Linked DNA regions of Homo sapiens: region 2 is linked to region 1. Evidence: read pairs that join two places in POLR2A ChIA-PET (ENCODE). Cell type or tissue: IMR-90. All regions are shown on one strand. Each heading gives the region's core, and the rest is flanking DNA. Links, peaks and the distances in the headings are about the cores only. Region 1 has its middle 26 kb from the start of KCNK2. Region 2 has its middle 150 kb from the start of KCNK2.

Region 1 (9,964 bases), core at 2,969-7,968:
CTTAGACAATTAACTCTGTCAGAGACCTGTCTGGTGTTTAATGAAAGCCATGTATTGGTTAGAGCAGAAAGGGAGAGTGTTACCATTATAATCATAATGTTGTGTTGAAGATTGTTAGCATCTATTATTATATTACAAATTACTTCAAACTGTTGTATAATTTATTAATAATTTTTAGAATTTAGAGGCTGTGTTTAATTAATCAATCTATAATTCCAGGATGATTTCCTTTTAAAAGTAAAACAAATGAAATCCACTAATTATTCCTTCTTTATTCCTCCTACCCTTAGACAATTTCCTACATAATTTTCTCCTAAGAAGCATCCTGAGCCATGGAATCTCAGTCTTATCCTTTATTATTAAAACTAACTAGTAACAAGGACAATCATCTTTTATTCTGAAATTTTTTTTAAAAAAAAATGTACTTCCCTTTTAAATCTGTTGAATTATCCAAACTACAAAATTAACTCTAAAATATTTTTATATGAAGGCCCCAAGAGTTGCTGCTAGTGAATTGATTAACTTTCAATTCTCAAGACAATTTGCATACTTGACAGACTATCAGAAGTTTCTTTTTAAAGCTTTATAAATGATTTTTGAATCACAAAAATCCCATGCCAGTAAAGCAATTAAAATACTTGTTCTTTGTCTGGAGATTTTTTTTCTTTTAACTTTTAAACCCAGAAACATGTGATAGTCTTATTTCTGAACCCATTCCTCCCAAAAAACCAAAGTCCCTTTAAGAGGAACATTGAAACTAAATTTGAAAAAGAAATAAACCATATAAATACTGGTAAACTCACACTTCTAACTAATTTCAAAATTTAAAGAATGACAAACTTGATTTTTTTTTTTACATGAAAGCTGAAAGCAGATGCTTCAAAACATTTTGACAATTAAGCCAAGGCCATATTGTTTGAAGTTGATACTTGGTGGTAATGACAAATCCATTAATACTGAACTTTCATTCTCATATAAGCTAGTTAACATATTACCATTTCCTGACTGATTAGATAAAATTGCAAAGTTTTATGTATACACAAAAGTATTTCTAATAGGAAAAATGGTGTAGTAAGTTTATGTTCATCATTAGAGCAATGGTCAAAAAATCATAATATCTATATGTTGTTGTATATTATATACACGTTAAATACTATTTTTGAAGGTATGTATTTCTATTAAAATACAGTTGTGTGATCCAAGTTTTCCTAACATTCATGTCTTCTGTAATCAGAAAACTTACTTAGAAATTTTAAAAATATATAAATAATCTTCTAGTTGCACAATCATATAGTCTTAATATTTAGCTTAAATAGTTCATTGTGTTCCTAAATTTATTCTTTCATATTTTTATAATGATGTACCTAAGAAACCAGATTCTGTGCTAATATTATTAGTCCCATATTTTATAGAGAAGGTAATTTATATTCAATGAACACCCAAGTCATCAGAACAAAGAATGAGTTTCAAGTGAACACTGTGGACTAGTTGATACAAAAGTAACACACACTGCTCCCGGGCATGTAGATAAATATAGATTCATAATTTTTTTCTACGGCTACTCTGATCTTCCTCAAAGCCCTCACCTCCTACATGGCATGAACGTTTCTTAAAAGGAAACCGGATCCAATTAAGTTTTAAAGTATATTTTTGAGCCAATAACGTATACCCTGCATCTAGGTGTTACTCAGTCCTTTGGGAACATTTGCACTGGCCTTCAGACTCTTTTCTTCTTTTGATCCTTTCAAAGACAGTGTCTAGGCTACAAGAAAATATTTACCTCATCTCTTGGTGGCAGGAGGATAGAATCAACTGGTCATGCCACGCCTTCGTTGTGCATTAGCTGATGCCTCTGAAGTATCAGCCTGGTCTCTCCTGGAGCCTACTGCTAGCATCTCCCCTTGACTCCTCTGGCCAATACATCTAGACTCATTTTTCTCTGTTTAGTTGCGGCCGAGGTTCTGCCTGCTCATTTAGCCTCCTCTCAGCGCTTTCTGGCTGGCACTGCGGACTGAATCTCTGCCAGGTCTACAGGTCCAGGGCAGGCCTGTTGGCTCTCACCTCAGTACCTGAGCCACAGGGAAAGTGAAGGGAGCAAATATCACAACTAAGAGGAGGGAGTACCTTTACTTTCTGTCACAACCTGGACACTCCATGTCCCTGGCCATGCTGATGTGCCGTCAACTGCATCGGAAGCCCCATGCCCATCTGTCTACATTGCCTCAGCACCTCCCTGCTGGAGGGTCTCCTCTCTAAAAGGGAACAGATGCCACAGAACGTCAGCCATGGGTGTTCCCCAGGCTTATGTAACACACACATCTGAAGTCCTGGGGTTCAGACCAGAGGAGAGAAGAGGATGCATTTCTGGATTCTGACCTTCTACCTCCCAGTTCTTCTTTTCTATCTTTCTCCCCTTGTCTAGGCCCAGATAACATGGCCTTGTCTTTTACTTCCTCTTCTTTTTGCCCACAAATAAAATTCTGTGATCTAGTTGGGCCAGGCCTTTTGAACCATTAAATGGGAGCTATAGAATTTTAGAAAATCATTTCTCTTTCAACAGTCTCCAAACATTTCTAATCCCAATTTCACCCCAAGGCGATGGATACCTTGAGCTGACTTGGGAGAACTGTGTGTACATTGAAAGTAGAAAATATCTTATTAATATTTTTCTCTATATAGTATATAATGCTATTTTTCTGACTATTGACTTAGCAAATTTTACTCATTACTAACTTACCAAATTAAGGGAGCACTCGGAAGGCTTTCAGACTTATTGGCTTAAATATAGGGTTGATTACCTATAAATTTCAAATACTGGCAAGGATTCTGTGTTCAGAGGTTAAATCATTAATTCAGCAGCGTTCACTAAAGTAATAATTAGGTTCAGATTATATGCTGCACACATCTCTTGGCACTAGGGAAAGATTCTGTGAACTAGATGGGCAAGGCCTCTGCTCTCCTGGAGCTAAAATTCTAGGGACAGGGGGAAATAAATATGTATGTGTGTGTGTATATATATATATGTGTGTGTATATATATACACGAATATATATATGTATGTGTGTGTATATATATACACGAATATATATATGTATGTGTGTATATATATATACACATGTATATGTGCATACACACACACATACATACATACACTCACACACAACAGAAAAACAAGTGAGAAGAGCTCATGTAAAGAAACAAAATAGTGGACTGTGACTCAAAAGACTGAGTGACTTTCACATGGAGAGGTCATCTAAAGCCCCTCAGAGAGTGACTTCTAAGCTAAAATCAGGATGACAAGAAGGAGTCTGGCTATGAAGATAAGAAAGAAAAGAAACAGGCATTCAAAAGGCCCTAAAGGGGAAAAGAACAACACTTGGCAAGTTCAAGAAACATAGAGAAAAACATCTTCACTGTGGCTCCAGGGTAGATTGCAAGGAGAAAAGTGGAATGAAATTGGAAAGGTCAGGGGGGCGATTATGTAGGGCTTTGTAAACAAGGAGAAAGGGTTTGGATTTTAAACATAGTACAATGGGAAGCCACTGCAAAGGTTTAATTGGAAGTGGGGGATTACTTTATCTTTGAAGAAAGATTGAAGGAGGCAAAAATGGAAACAAAGGTCGTTATAGAAATCCTTGTGGTAGTGAGGTAGTAGAAACAGGTAGTGGATAAGTTTAGCGCATACTTTGGAAGTAAAAGTAACAGGATTTAGAATTATTGATGGGTGAGAGAAAGAGGAATCACGAATTCTCTGAAAAGATATATAGAGGAGAAAAAGCATATATCCAACTCCAATCTGCATAACTAATGGTCCTGCATTCTGTCTTCAATTAACTCTCAGCTCCTGCTGCTAAAAGACAGAAGTGCAAGGTGCAATCCTGTATCCCCTAAAAGGAAAAAAGGAAGAGGGAAAAAGTCACAAACATGAGGAGTGAGGACCTCTGCCAACCAGTGAATTGCAAGTATTTATCTAGTGAAGGGGCATGGCTGTGAGAAGGACAGAGAGATGGTATCCTAGAAGAGAGCTTGAGGCAAAGCTTCAATTAGGTCCACTAGCATTCAAAAACAAATTTCTCATGTTCTCCTTTTCCCTTTTCATTCCTCATAGTCTACTTTCCCACTCCCTATTCCTGGGGCTGCTTCTCCATCTCTTTATTATTCTCACTTTTGCCCTTCATCATCCTCACCATCATATTGTCAGCATCCCCCTCACCATCACCCTCATTGTCACTACTATTCACTGAGCACTAAACTGGTACACATTTATTGTCTGAATTATTTCTTGCAGCTTCCCTGTAAGGAAGATATGATTAACCCCCTTTGGGCTTGGTGAGATGAAGCAGCTTGCCCAAAGTTGCCAGGCCAGGGAGCAAAGCCAAAATGTGCAAACAGGTCTGTCTGACTCTGAAGGCAGTGTTCTCATCCTATCCTCCACTGCTGTACAGCACCCTTCTCCTTCCTGCACTGCCCTTTCTCTCCCTGATGCAGCCCCCAAGCTTTCTTCTCTTACCTTTGTTTCTTCCATCTTGCCATTGTTAATATGGAATTTTCTATTATTATAAACAGAAAATAGAAGCTATAGACTATTCAAGCAGAAAGAACTTCAGTGGTGGAGTCAACATAAAAGCAGGTCACTGTAGCTTCCACTCCACAAAATCACTGTTCCTAATGTACAGATACAGATTGAGGCAGAAACCATATATTTCACTGTCACCCATGTGGGTCCTGCCTCAGCTGTCACACCCAAAGCCATGCTGTTTGCAGAGACTCTACTCCTTCTGCCCTGCTCCTTCTACCCTGACCTCCAGTTCAGTTCCTCTGCATTTATGGGACATTTGTTGTATGCCTAACCAGGGTTATAAGCACTTAAAAGATCATTTTGCATCTTTTTTAAAAAAATATGATTATCCTATAACTCTTTTATGCTTAAATATGCATATCTCAACTTCACTCCAAAAAAAAAAAAAAAATACTTGTACCTCTGGTTTGCTATTGTCCCAAGCATGGGCTTAATCCAACTTTGGGGTAATAGGCAACACAATGAATATAGCTAGGAAATGGCTAGGGGCAGGTTTAGGAAAGGAGTAGCAGTGTATACATTTAAAAAAGAATGAAAAGGCAAAGTAATAAACTTACACAAACTCACTCTTAGCTAGATAGAGGTTAAGTCATTTACATGTAGTTCTTAAATAAACATTTTAGATAAATACTCATATTATTCCTATTCTACCTATAAAGCAGTTTAGTTTCTATGATAGTAAACATTTTAGATAATTACTCATATATTCCTATTCTATCTATAAAGCAGTTCAGCTTCTGGGATAGTAAGCAGGATTTGAATGTGGTTCTGTGGTCTCTGCAGCCTGACTGAACTTTTTACCCCATGTACATCCTGCCTCGAAAATAGAGTGGATGACTGGATGTGATGGCTCATGCCTGTAATCCCAACACTTCAGGAGGCTGAGGCAGGAGGATCATTTGAGTCCAGGAGTGCAAAACCAGTCTGGGCAACATAAGGAGACCCCATCACTACCAAAAAAAAAAAAAAAAAAAAGAGTGGACACAATCCTTTACAAATCTTTTATACATTAAAACATTTACATGACTATGGCATTATTGTATTAACTCATTTCTCTCCTTCTTCTTCTTTTTTTTTTTTTTTTTTTTTTTGAGACTGAGTCTCACTCTGTTGCCTGGAGTATAGTGGTACAATCTTGGCTCCCTGCAACCTCCATCTCCCAGTTTATGTATACAACAAGGTACTCTTGATAATCTTATGCCTCTAGTTTTCTTTTATTTTTAGTGTCATTATAAGCCACCCCTTCAGGTAATATGAATTTCTTTCCTTTTTTTTTTTTTTTGAGATGGAGTTTCACTCTTGTTGCCCAGGCTGGAGTGCAATGGCGCGATCTCGGCTCACTGTAACCTCCCTCTCCTGGGTTCAAGCGACTCTCCTGCCTCAGCTTCCTGAGTAGCTAGGATTACAAGCATGCACCACCATGCCCGGCTAATTTTGTATTTTTAGTAGAGACGGGGTTTCTCCATCTTGGTCAGGCTGGTCTCGAATTCCTGACTTCAGTGGCTGATCTGCTCACCTTGGCCTCCCAAAGTGCTGGGATTACAGGCATGAGCCACCACTCCCAGCTGACATATTTTTAAAAATGAAACGCAGATGAATTTATCTTTGAGGTGACCTTAGGCTTTAAATTTTTAAAGCCTAACTTTGACTTTAGGATTTGCAGCCCACAAGCCATTGTACATAAAAGAGAAATCTCCAGGAGTTTTCTGTGCCACAAGGGAAGAATCCATCAAGGACAATGCCATGTATAATCACTGAATTTAAATTTCCACGTTCATTGGTTGTAGCCATTTCTCAAGTACATCAAAAGGTCAATGGCAGGTGCCAAGCATTCCTCTGCTAGACCTAACAAACATTCCTACCAGATACAGAAATCCAACCAGGAAGCAAAGCGTTTGAACTGCCATGAATGGAGGGTGGGAGGAAAGCATGGAAAGAAGAAAGACTAGAAAACTTTCTCTTTATTCAAGTGGAGAAAAGTGAGACCTTAAAGAATATAGGAAGCTGTAAAGGGCATCCTGGGGCCTATTTTACTTCCTCATAATAAAATGAAAGCTCTTCAACCAGTAACTAGAAAAGCAGGTTCCTTTCCTTTGTTACCTACATGAGCTCCTGAGAATGTAAATGTACTTGAAGCTACAGAAGCAGTTCTGTGGGGATGCTGTATTGCATCTTGTTTAAAACCAATGAGCAGTGCAACATTCCTTTTTTAGTTCTTTTTCATAGCTTACTTTGTATTCATGAATAACTGATATGTGTCATATCCTCTGTGAAATGGGAACACATTCTGAGCATGTACTGAGAATTTCTAATTGCAAACAGTGATTGGGACATAAAAGACACTCGTGTAAAGGTGCCATGAACAGACTCAAAGAGTGATAAATCTTAAGTCTTTCTTTGAGGTGTACCCAGGTATACTGGTGGTATATTTTAAGAGACAAAGTACCATAGATACTTTTAAAATAACACAAACTAGTTATTCAAGGTCAAAACTTTCACAGTTTCCATGTATTTTAGATTTAATAATAAGTTATGATATTCATATAATGTGCCTAAATAAGCAATCCATCTGATCCAATTACCACAGAATTTTAATTCTATGTTCATTATTCAAATTAGTGATTTAACACTTGAGTTGTGTGCTCAAGGTTCAAATTAGTGATTTAATGATATGGTTACATGAACATTCATAGTATTTGGTAAAGACAAGTAGAAACAAACCTTGTGGGAAGAATACATTAGAAAAAATGAAAAACAATTTAAAGTACACATGCACTGAGAAGAGTCTTTTTGAGCAAGCCTTGATTGGTTTGTGTGGAAAAAGGCTAAAAATTCCCCCCTTATAACTCAAAACACGTCTCCATTCAGGTCATATTTTCATTGTCTCCACAGATTTACATGGTTTGCATTATCACTTGTTATTTATAGAAAAATACACCCTGGCTACCTTGACACAGAACTTGCAAACTTTTCCCTCTGCACAGTAACTCACGGTTGGTGCTTTCCTGTCCCCAGCAAAGCTCGGTAGAACAGCGGTGGGTGTGCAGTGCAGCCTACCGGAGAATCGAAAATCTCAAACATGCATCTGGTATATGTGTGAGGAAGCTAAGTTCCCTATACACTGAACAGAATGTGGCACCTTTTATACTCATGTGATGAATTACGTGTTCCTGGTGCAGGGATGGTCCTGAAGACAAAGCAGCCTTTGAAAAACTCTCACCAGTTTTCCAAATTGGCCTGGGGGTTTCTGCAATCAGAGCTAACATTTAAAAGGAGCTGTGTGTAAGTAACTCTTTCAGACTTGGTGGAGAAAGACTCAAAACTCCCTTTGACAGTCTTCTACCTACCAAATTCCTCTCCACCAAAGAACATGACATTGACAATTCTGCATTAAGGGAAATATCGGCAATCATAGGTTTCTTTAATCATGAATTAATACCTAGAGAAATAGCACAGCTCGAATAATATAGCTGCAGCTCAAAAATTACAGACTTGTATCTTATGCTGTCTGTGCTATCATTTATTTAAGGTGAAAACTGATTTTGATTAACTGAGAAAACTCACAGCTTTAAACTCCTCAATACACTCAAAGCACAACAGTCAGGGGTTGTACTTTGTTTTTTTGAGATGGAGTCTTGCTCTGTCGCCCAGGCCGGAGTGCAGGGGTGCTGTCTTGGCTCACTGCAACCTCCGCCTCCCGGCCTCCAGAGGTTCTCCTGCCTCAGCCTCCCGAGTAGCTGGGATTACAGGCATGCATCACTATGCCCGGCTAACTTTTGTATTTTTAGTAGAGACAGGGTTTTGCCATGTTGGCCAGGCTGGTCTCGAACTCCTGGCCTTAAGTGATCTGCCTGCCTCGGCCAGGGATTGTACTGAGTTCAAGAATATCTATCTAAGGCTTTTGCTCTACCTTTGTAAGCTAGAAACACAATGCAAAAGAGAGGAAGCATTCATTTATTTATCAATTTTTCATTTGCTAGAATTTCCTGGTTGCAATTGTGATTTGAGTTCAAGCATAGAAATATCACTTTTCCAGAGGAATTCTCTGTTCAGAAAAACATTCAATATCTTGTACATTTAACATCTTCCACCATTTGTTTTAATTTGCCTTGTCCACTTTATCTCTTATCACCTACTTGTCTGTTCATTTGTTCATTTACTGCTTAGTCAACAAAGTTCCCAATGGCTAAACCCGGGTCCTAGCCCACGCCAGAGCCTCAAACATTTGTCAGTTGACTGATTGATTTCTGCTATCTCCCTGCCCACCACCCAGAATACCTAGGGAAGATGCATCAGTCACTGTCACTCTTATCCCAGCAGAATTTCCTGGGATAAGAAAGACATGTAGCATTCCCTTCTGAGAGTTTGGTTTTCATGTCTTTCCATGGACTTGTTCACCTTGCCTGCATTTTACAAATGGAAGCCACGGACTCATCGTTAAATGGCTGAACTAACCTGCACGTCCTGCACATATATCCTGGAACTTAAAATTAAATTAAATTTATTTTTTAAAAAAAGAAAAGAAAAGAAACCAAAAAAACCTGCAGGTGAGAACATGAGAAGTTTGCATCCTCTGACTTTGGAGAAAATGAGTAACTTATTGCTCATCTCCTGCATCCAACCATCCAACTTTGACATAACTACTGTTTATAGAAAAGAAAAAAAGAGGAATCTGGTACTCTGGCAAAAACTCAAGAGAAATATCCACAATTATGCTCATCTATCATATGCTACTTAATTCTACCCAATAGTCATGATGCAAAACTGTTCCTCCTCCATTCTTCCTCATCACAAAAATAAATGACTAATAAATACTATTCTCTCATTGCTGATGTCCCAAACCTAGGAATCTACAATCCTTTCCCATGACTTCTAATCCAAGGTTTCTCAACCTTGGCACTGCTGACATTTTAGGGGGCTAACAATTCCTGTTGTAGAGGGCTGTCCTGTTCATTTCAGGATATTTAGCAGCATCTCTGGCCTCTGTATGCTAGTAGCACCTCCACAGTTATCACCAAAAAATGTGAGCATACATTTTCAGATATCCACTGGGGTTGAAAATCACCCCCTGTTGAGAACCACTGAATCTAATAGCAAGTCTTGAAAGCTGAAATTCCAATGTTTATCCTGAATCTGAATCTCTCCCACAAAATCCATCATGTGACCTAGATCTAAGCCACAGCTTCTCTCACTTGGACCACTACAGTCCTTTTCCATTGCATTCCATCAGTCCATCCTCTGCTCTATAGGCAGTGTGATATTTTTAAAACTGCAATCAAGTTATGTCATTTCTCTTCTTAAAAACTTCTAATGGCTTCTTGCTACATTGAGAAATGCTCACTCTACCACCACCTAGAACCAACCTGCCCCCATCCATGATTCTCT
Region 2 (9,964 bases), core at 2,569-7,568, 120 kb after region 1:
ACAGTAAATCTTCCATGAATCACATAATAAACTCTTAGATTGTTTCTTAGCGAGGTCTCTCCACAAGAGGTTAATGTTTTTATTTGATTTTCTTTTGCCCTGGGTGTTCACATTCTTGAGACATTGAAAACTTTGTTCCATAATTATGTATACTGTTATTTGAATTATAAAATGTACTATACAATCTATGTTGGTTTTCAAATTTTCTCATTAATTAGAAATTAAATAACTTAAAATGCTAAGGCATGCCATTGTCTGACGCTGAAGACACAAAAGGGCAGATGGTTCTGGGATAATTATCATGATCCCTCAGGTAGACACATTTTTAAGTCGTGTAAACGGAACCAAGCAGAGAGATTAATCACAATGGAAATTAATAATACCTAAATGCAGCATATCGTGAGGATATTTTACGAAATTTATATTGTTATTTCTAGTTAAATTTATTCCATTTCTAGCCAGCGAACACCTCTTCATTAGTTATTTTTTGAAAAACTTCCACTTTGAGAAAGACAATTGGTCCATAATTTTGAAAGCTTTTCCAATTGATTTTGTTGTCTCCAGGGAGTTCATTAGCTTTGATATAATTGGATGACACCTGTCTTTCAGCCACAAAAGACAAACTTACTAGCACAACATCTCAAAGGAGCACAATATAGATAAAAAAATATGAAGCACAATTTGCCCAGGCAATACTAACACATTTTGCCAATTTTAGTCCTTAGTTAAAAAGAACTTTATCTGGCTCGGTGTGGTGGCTCATGCCTGTATTCCCAACACTCTAGGAGGCCAAGGCGGGCGGATCACCTGAGGTCAGGAGTTCGAGGCCAGCCTGGCCAAGATGGCGAAACCCCATTTCTACTAAAAAATACAAAAATTAGCTGGGTGTGGTGGCAAGTGCCTGTAATCCCAGCTACTTAGGAGGCCGAGGCTGCAGAATCGCTTGAACCTGGGAGCCAGAGATTGCAGTGAGCTGAGACTGTGCCACTGCACTCCAGCCTGGGCGACAGAGTGAGACTCTGTCAAAAAAAAAAAAAAAAGAAGAAGAAAGAAACAGAAAGAAAGAAGGAAGGAAGGAAGGAAGTAGAGAGAGAAAGAAAGAGAAAGAAAGTAACCTTATTCATGGAGAGTAAACTCTTTTGTAATATGTAACTATGTCCTATGTAGGACTAGTTATTGTTATATTGCATTTCCACCTTCTCAGTAGTCAGAGATAAATTATTGCTTTGTTTTTCACTGATGCCATGAGAGACTCAGATAATGTTTCCTTAGATGGCTGTAGACTCTAGATTAGCTGCAAATAATGATTTAACTATTATCAGCTCACCCTGGGAGGAATGGTCTACATGTACCTTGCTGTCACTCCTGGTGCTGGACATGCCATATAACACAGGCCCTGAGACCTCCACTATATTGAGCCAGCTCCATCATTTGTAGCAAATGCTAAGTACTTAGCCATAGTGCTGTGGTAATAACATAACATGAGCAGCATCTGTGTTATCTTCTCTTTTGTTTCATAAATCTTTGAGTCATCTACACAGAGAAAACTGAGCAATATTTGAATTCAGTTTCCTCCAAATATACCCAGGGTCCTGCAAGAAAGAAATCTAATCTCTTAAGCAGATGGTGAAGGACCATATCATAGGCCTGATATACAAGATATATCAGTATGTTTTATGCAGAGTCATGCAATATACTGTATGCACAAAACCATAATGTCAAAAGAAATGAGACACCTCTATCATAGGCTCAGGAATACATTTACCAGACTAATGGTCCTGATGTTGAAATTTAAATCTCTGGACAATGACAGAAATAAGATCCTTTCAATATTTTCATTGTTTTTTGTTTGTTTGTTTGTTTTTGTTTTGGGATGGAGTCTCTCTCTGTCACCCAGGCTGGAGTGCAGTGGTGCAATCTCAGCTCACTACAACATCTGCCTCCCGGGTTCAAGCAATTATCCTGATTCAGCCTCCTGAGCAGCTGGGACTACAGGCATGCACCACCATGCCTGGCTAATTTTTGTATTTTTAGTAGAGACCAGGTTTCACCATATTGGCCAGGATGGTCTCAAACTCCTGACCTCAGGTGATCCACCTGCCTTGGCCTCCCAAAGTGCTGGGATTACAGGCATGAGCCACTGTGCCTGCCAACAGTTGAGAGTTTATCAAACTTTTTATTCTTGAGTAAAAGGCAGTTTAGCGGTTACATGTATCTGCTATGGAGTCAGAATGCCTGGACTCAAACCATGGTTCTACTGCAGAGCTTTGTAAAGTTAGGTGCCTTTGGGCAAGGGCTTGATCTCTAGGAAATTTTTTTCTTTATCTGCAAAATGGGACTTACACTGAAGGCTCACTAGGAGAATTAAAGGAGAAAACATAGGTAAAGTAGTTGGCACAGTGCTTAATGCATAATGAACATGCAGAAAATTATTAGTAGAGGCAAAAACGAGCTACTAATTAATTGCATGTTTGGGCTCCACAGCTAATTAACGTCAGGATTAGAGCATGTCTCTGTTTAATGTTCTCTCCTTTGATTTCCTGCAAATGAAAACTCAAGAAACAGACAACTGACATGATTAAATTCTTCAGTGTGCACCAGAACAGCCAGGATAGGAATAGTATAGATATAAGTTCATGTTCAGGGCTACATTCAGTTACTAGCAGAAGTTCATAAGAACAAAAAATCACAATACTTGTTTTCATCCAACTTTCTGTTTGTCAAACCACATTTCATCCTTATGATCAGAAAATGTAGAATTTAAGGTGAAGTAACAAAAAGGGCTATTTTGTTTTCAGATGTTTTCTAGTTTAAAACAAAAATGTTAATGTCCCAAAACCCACATTTATTTTTCATGTATAAATGTAGATATCCAAAAAGCACAGACTAAAGCACTGCAAAAAACCAAAGCTGAAAACCCAACAACCCGCAGTAAGAACAATAGGAGTGTACTTTCAATATAACATAGGCCGGGTGTGGGGGCTCACACCTATAATCCCAGCACTTTGGGAGGCCGAAGTGGGAGGATCACTTGAGCTCAGGAGTTTGGGACCAGCCTGGGCAACACAGGAAAACCCATCTCTACAAAAATAATAAAAAATTGGGAGGCCAAGGTGGGAGGATCATTAGGTCAGGAATTCGAGACCCAAGACCAGCCTGGCCAACATGGTGAAACCCACCTCTACTAAAAATACAAAAATTAGCCGGGCTTGGTGGCACGCGCCTATAATCCCAGCTACTGGGAAGGCTGAGGTAGGAGAATGGCTTGAACCAAGGAGGCAGAGGTTGCAGTGAGCTGAGATTGCGCCACTGCACACCAACATGGGCTGTCACACTCTGTCTCAAAAATAAATAAATAAATAAATAACATAAAAAATTATTCAAAAATACAATGCATATGTGTATACATATATATTATGTATAACAGGTATATATATTTATATACCTTACAAATTCATGTTTTATAATTCAAACTGCTTAAAACGTTATAAAAATATAGACAGGATTAGAAGAAAGTTCAGAAAAATAAAAAGCTTGTTGAAAGAGAAGATTGCAAGTAAATAGAGTGATTTTTTAAAATGTTCCACTGTTAATTATAATGTTGTTTAGATGGTATTTTAAGCTGTGCACAAACTGTAATGACTTAAACGCTTTTAAAAAGCTAGCTATTTGACTGTGAAAAGTTGCTAATTATTTTTCGTCATACAAGAAAAAAAAACAGAAAAGTAATCTCATTCTCCAAAGAATTCCTCTGTAATAGTTTACAAAACCCCATTAATAACAAATTCTCAAATAGCTAAAAATGCCTATAACTAGGATTACTAATGGCAGATAAATGATTGTTTATTAAATGTTGTGAAGAGTCAATGTAAAGGTAATCATAAAAGTAATATAAACTAAGCCAATTAGAATGCTTAGTTTTTCTAAAGGGGTCTACAACACACACAGGTATACTCACACACTTAAGATTATCTGTTGTTAGCAATGTTAAGTCATATGAATCTCTAATGTAGAAAGTTTACTAAACACTAAAAGTGATAGTCTCATTAAGAAGCTATTTTTAATGTAACTATTTGTATTGAAATTTTCATCAATATCGGTCACATTTTTATAAGTGCACATTAAGCGTGTTTGAGAAATTACCTATTACAGTTTACTGAACTTTTAAAATGCACTTATACCTAGTTATTTATAAGAATACAGCAAAAGGCATCTTTGGCATTGAAAACTACAGTTAAATACAACATTTAACACTATCAAAGACATGTAAGAGACATTCAAATAGAGATACAAATTAACATTGGTCACCTAATAATCTAAGTACATTAACCGCATAGTCAATAATATTATTTAGGAGAATGTAGACAGTTTTGTTTTCATTCCGTGCCTCATCTCAACTCTGCCATGAATTTCGATTCATGTATGAAAACTATCTAAAGAAAAAGAGTACAAAAATGATTGGCTGAAGAGAGATTCAGCCATGTGATCCTCCCCTCTGCATGGTAAGGTGTGATGTGCTGAACATTTTCCAATGGGTGCCAGAGTGTCATGTGACTCTCAGGGTAGCTACTTTTACACAGATTTGGACTTACACTGCATTAGGTGAAGAAAAATACAGTGATAAATCAAGGAACAAAAGCTATTCTCTTCCAATGTCCTGCCTATTTTAGGTGAAAGTTTTTCAGGCCTAGGTTATTCAGAAAAGCATCTTAAATCTGCACTTCACTTTGTATATTTAGTTAACATAACATCTTTAGCTAAGACTCTTTATGTTATCTTTCTACAAAAAAAAGAAACTTTAAATATTTGTGTGTAAACTATACTCTAAATCAGGTATATTTTTAAAACCTACTTTTATTTAATAAAGGGGCGCAGCATAATTGTTGGGTCAACAGGAAGTTAAACAGGAAGTATTCTAATGGGAAAACAATTAGGACATTAGAGCATTTTGGTATTTGACTATTTTCACATAGATTATGCATGAAAATGAAGAATAGCTAAGAGAAGGTTCCTGAAACTCTGGAAAGTTTTATCCAGGGCAACACTAAACTGTGTCTTGCTTGCTGTTCTTGTTGAAAGTGTTCCTTAATGTTGTTCTGTTTGTTCTTTCAGAAAGTTGATGGGGGGGAAAAACTCAAGCTGATTAATAATGTTTTTCTTTGAGTTTGTTTTTTTTGAGTCCCACAGTTCAGTATTTACATAAATGGATGCCCTGCTGCTGTTAAATCATTCATCTATGTTTGTCTAGAAACTGTTTCCTATAAAGCTAAACCCGTATGTTTTGCAAGGATTTTTCTCCCTCTTAAAAATAGACTGAATTTCTCCTTTCCACTACCATTGATAAGTAGTCTAGAATTGATTTTTTGTAAAGTCTCCCCACAAAGGAATATTAGAAAATGAGTAACAATAATTAATGTAACATGGCTACAGTTCATTTATTACCAGATTCCAATTCCTCTTGATTTTCTTGAAGCTTCATCTGTTTATGATGAAGGAAAAAAAGCCCTTGGTGACTTGACTGCAAGAGTAAAAATGCATGGCTATTACAGTCAGAGTTTAGACTATAAAATTGCAACTTGTCTCCTTTTTTTTCCAAGTATCATAAATACTTAACTTTTATTTTTACTAGTTTTGGGAAATACAAGGACAGGCACTTTAAAAAAAATTCTTTTAAAAGCCATGATCATAAATTTATAAGGTTGAAGCCCAAGCTACTGAATTCATTTGTGAAAAAGTCATTGTCCAGTCTTTTCAATCTTGCCAAAAGAAAGAAAAAAAAAAAACCTACTTGTAAGGGGTATAGTAAATTCTGGGGACTTTTTCAAGTCATCAATAATACCATCTCCCAAATACAACCCCAAAGGAATTAATCTTGCTAAAATAAGGAAGAAGCTTAGGTTTTGCCAGTGGAGAAAATGTTGAGATCAATGCTGATAGACTTTATAGATCCTTACTATTACAATATTAGCAGTGGATGGGAGGCACAAAGGCAAATGGCTTGAATAATTTCAGTTCTCTTTTTCTACCTTCCCAATTCATTAAGCTTTAGGCTATTTGATTTAAAAACAAGCTGTGTTTTTACTCAATTATTTTCCACCCCAAATTTGGATGATGGGAACAGACCTCTATTCTGCCGGGCAGCACTACCTAAGGACCTTGCCTGTCCACCACTTTTTCTTTTCAAAAGAGATAAACACGTTCTTGTCATCCACAGCTGCTCCTCCAGATGTTCCTGAACCAGGACCAAAATCAGCTCATCGGTGCTTTAAACGTGGTCTTCTTAGGAATTCTTGAGAGAATTGCTGTCTTCCCTAGGTGAGATCTTTCACAATTTCAGTGCACGGCAGGACAGAGACCATTTCTTCTTAAGAACGTGTGCCTGCCAAGAGCAGGAGGAGGCTCCCTGACCAACTCTGCTAGGGAAAAGCAGCCCACAGTGAAGTGAGCCATCCAGGAAAAGCAAGAATCATAGCTATCAGCTGGGAGCCAGGGAGAGGAGCCGAAGTGAGAGGGTCTGTTATGGAGAAAATCTGAGAGCTTGTTTGCTGTTGAATTCAAAGTTCATTTATTGTGGACTGTGTAGTTTACATATACAACTTAGTTTTATCAAAATCTTACTCGATGGCATAATTAACCCATCTTCATTTTATGAATTAGAAAACCGAAGCTTAGGGAATATACAAATAAGGAGTTTTGGGGGTGCAAGTCCCAAAAATCCAACTTAATTTAGTTGGTTCATATACCTGGGAAGTCTACAGGGTCTTCAGTTCTGGCTGAGTCCACAAATTCAAGATTATCATCATATTTCTATGGCTTCATTTATCAGCTCTCTTTCCCATGTTTTGGTGTTATTCTCAGATAGGCTCTCTCTGTGTGTAAAAAAAATGACCACTAAAGTTCCATGCTAACATCATTCTTACAGCTGGAAATCCCAGTGGGGTGAAAGGGTGCCTTATTCCTGGTAATTCTAGAGAAAAGTCTTGAGGATTGGTTTGACTTGGATCATATACTCATACCTGGACCAATCACTTGAATGGGGTACCCTGACAAGGCCTGAGTCACGTGCCACGAGTCACGTGCCACCCACGCAGTGAGAGGGTATTGCAGTCTCAACAAAGTCACATGAAGAGTTTCCTACAGAAAAGAAGAGTTCAGTTACCACACTAAGTGGGAAAAACATGTTTAGCAAATATAGGTCTGTGTATATGTGTATGTACACACATACATACATATATATGTAAACACACATACATATATATATATATGTATGTAGCTACCACACTCTAGTAAAGGGAGGTGAAAATTCTGCCCAAGGCCACAGTGCTGGGATTCATATTTACCTGAACTACTCCAAATCCCATACACTCCCACTCTAGAGAAGAGAGGAACATGCAGTCAAACCAACTAAAGAGAGAAAACTGACATTATATCCATTAACTACTCCAAAATACTTTGGAAGTAAATTAAGTGGTAGATTCTGATATTCATGGGGTTTGATCCCTACCAGAGCAAAGCAGGAATCCATTGGAGACTAGGTCTTTCCAAATAATGGATTTCTAACTTTTGGTTTATTCTCTCAATCACAAAAATGTTTACTATTCAATCTAATTTATAACCAAAGCATACCATTTTAAAGAGAGCATATATACGGAACATAATGGCTCAAAATCATCAATATAAACAGCAGACACTATAATGTACTACAATATAATCACACCCTAGGGTCCCCTGAGATTGACAGAACTATTTACTTATTTGCCTAATTTACATTTTTGTGTCAGCTTCTGTTATTTTTTTCTGTTACCTTCCTCACTTGTCGAGAAAATATAAAAACTGAAATAAACTTTTATTTTGAGTAGGATAAAAGAGTTGTCATCTACCACTTCCAGCCTTCCTCAATGTGCTTTCACATCTAGTCTGCTGCTTCAAAAGTATAGCGAGCAGAGAAACCAGATAAACCAATCCTATTAGGGGCCTTTTGGGGGTGCGGGGCTAGGGGAGGGATAGCATTAGAAGAAATACCCAATGTAGATGACGGGTTGATGGCTGCAGCAAACCACCATGGCACGTGTATGCCTATGTAACAAACCTGCATGTTCTGCACATGTATCCCAGAATTTAAAGTATATAAAAAAGTACATCTTAATGCTTTGAGAAATTTTTTTGTAAGTGAACTCATAAATAAATTTATTGCTGATGATAGTTCTGTTGTATGACTGAAGTATTAAGATATAAAGTTCCTATGGAAAAAAAAAATTTGATCAGTAACTACATAGGCAATGACTCAAATATTTAAAGAAAAAATAAAACATAAGCTTCATTATATGAAGTAGGCTTCGCAAAATATTGAGGACAAGAGACATAGAGATTTGAGGGAGATGGCAGATCTGGGTAATGCTTTTACTACAGAGTGGAAAAGCGATCATGTTTTTTTAGAGCTTTGGATTTGGAGTCAGACAGATTTGGGTTTAATTCAAAGACTGACCATCTATTTGCTATGTATCCATGGACAAGTTCCTTGCCCTCTCTGAGTTTCAGTTTACTCACTTACGAAACACAGATAGTAACAGGTTCTTCTGAGGGTAGTTATGAGAATTAAATAAGATAACATTTTGAAGTGCTAGTAACAAGTACTTGGAAAATGGTGTTCAAATTGTTGTTGTTGTTGTTACCACTACTTTGATCCAACAAAACCTAATTACATGATAGAGATAAGGTGGACTGGATTTTAATAATATAGCAAGGTAGACAGAAAGGCACTAGAAGCTGAAAAAACAAGATTTAATATTTCAATCTTAAATCTTCCTTAACCACTTTCTAATCCTGTTGGAAAAGAGATCAAGGAAATAGCAGACTTTTTTATCGATATTCAAAATTTTTAAAATGAAATTTACAAATGGGTAGAATTCATTTATACTTACTATTTCATTTATCATGATTTTAGTGGGCTGGAGGTGGACAGATGATGAGAAGTTAATACAGTAATGTCTTATGAAGAAATTTGTACCCTAAGTCAATGAGTATCACAAAAGCAGTGCCAATGTCCAGTCATCCCATTTACCAGACCTGCTAGGGCTGCACATAGAAATCTAGCACGCCTAGATATACAATCATGTCATCTGCAAACACGGACAATTTGACTTCCTCTTTTCCTAATTGAATACCCTTTATTACCTTCTCCTGCCTAATTGCCCTGGCCAGAACTTCCAACACTATGTTGAATAGGAGTGGTGAGAGAGGGCATCCCTGTCTCATGCCAGTTTTCAAAGGGAATGCTTCACAATTGCTTCAAAGAGAATAAAATACCTAGGAATCCAACTTACAAGGGACGTGAAGGAGCTCTTCAAGGAGAACTACAAACCACTGCTCAATGAAATAAAAGAGGATACAAACAAATGGAAGAACATTCCATGCTCATGGGTAGGAAGAATCAATATCGTGAAAATGGCCATACTGCCCAAGGTAATTTATAGATTCAATGCCATCCCCATCAAGCTACCAATAACTTTCTTCACAGAATTGGAAAAAACTACTTTAAAGTTCTTATGGAACCAAAAAAGAGCCCGCATTGCCAAGTCAATCCTAAGCCAAAAGAACAAAGCTGGAGGCATCACGCTACCTGACTTCAAACTATACTACAAGGCTACAGTAACCAAAACAGCATGGTACTGGTACCAAAACAGAGCTATAGATCAATGGACCAGAACAGAGCCCTCAGAAATAATGCCGCATACCTACAACTATCTGATCTTTGACAAACCTGACAAAAACAAGCAATGGGGAAAGGATTCCCTATTTAATAAATGGTGCTGGGAAAACCGGCTAGCCATATGTAGAAAGCTGAAACTGGATCCCTTCCTTACACCTTATACAAAAATTAATTCAAGATGGATTAAAGACTTAAATGTTAGACCTAAAACCATAAAAACCCTAGAAGAAAACCTAGGCATTACCATTCAGGACA

What was found. Peaks named below come from ENCODE experiments on the same cell type or tissue, not always from the same donor. Only the 100,000 strongest peaks of a DNase experiment are listed, where the experiment ranks them.
Region 2: POLR2A ChIA-PET joins it to region 1 with 12 read pairs; 3 of 35 experiments call an interaction of 5 or more read pairs at or near these places.

The regions. Positions count from the first base shown.
Region 1 is chr1:215,052,206-215,062,169 of GRCh38, reverse strand. It overlaps a transcript of KCNK2 not described here. Among named protein-coding and RNA genes, the nearest start is that of KCNK2, 26 kb to the left of the region's middle. RefSeq lists an enhancer at 6,095-6,813. In IMR-90, for the core only: no CTCF peak of the experiment used is centred there; a DNase peak (open chromatin) is centred at 5,389.
Region 2 is chr1:214,930,662-214,940,625 of GRCh38, reverse strand. No RefSeq gene overlaps it. Among named protein-coding and RNA genes, the nearest start is that of KCNK2, 150 kb to the left of the region's middle. In IMR-90, for the core only: no CTCF peak of the experiment used is centred there; no DNase peak of the experiment used is centred there.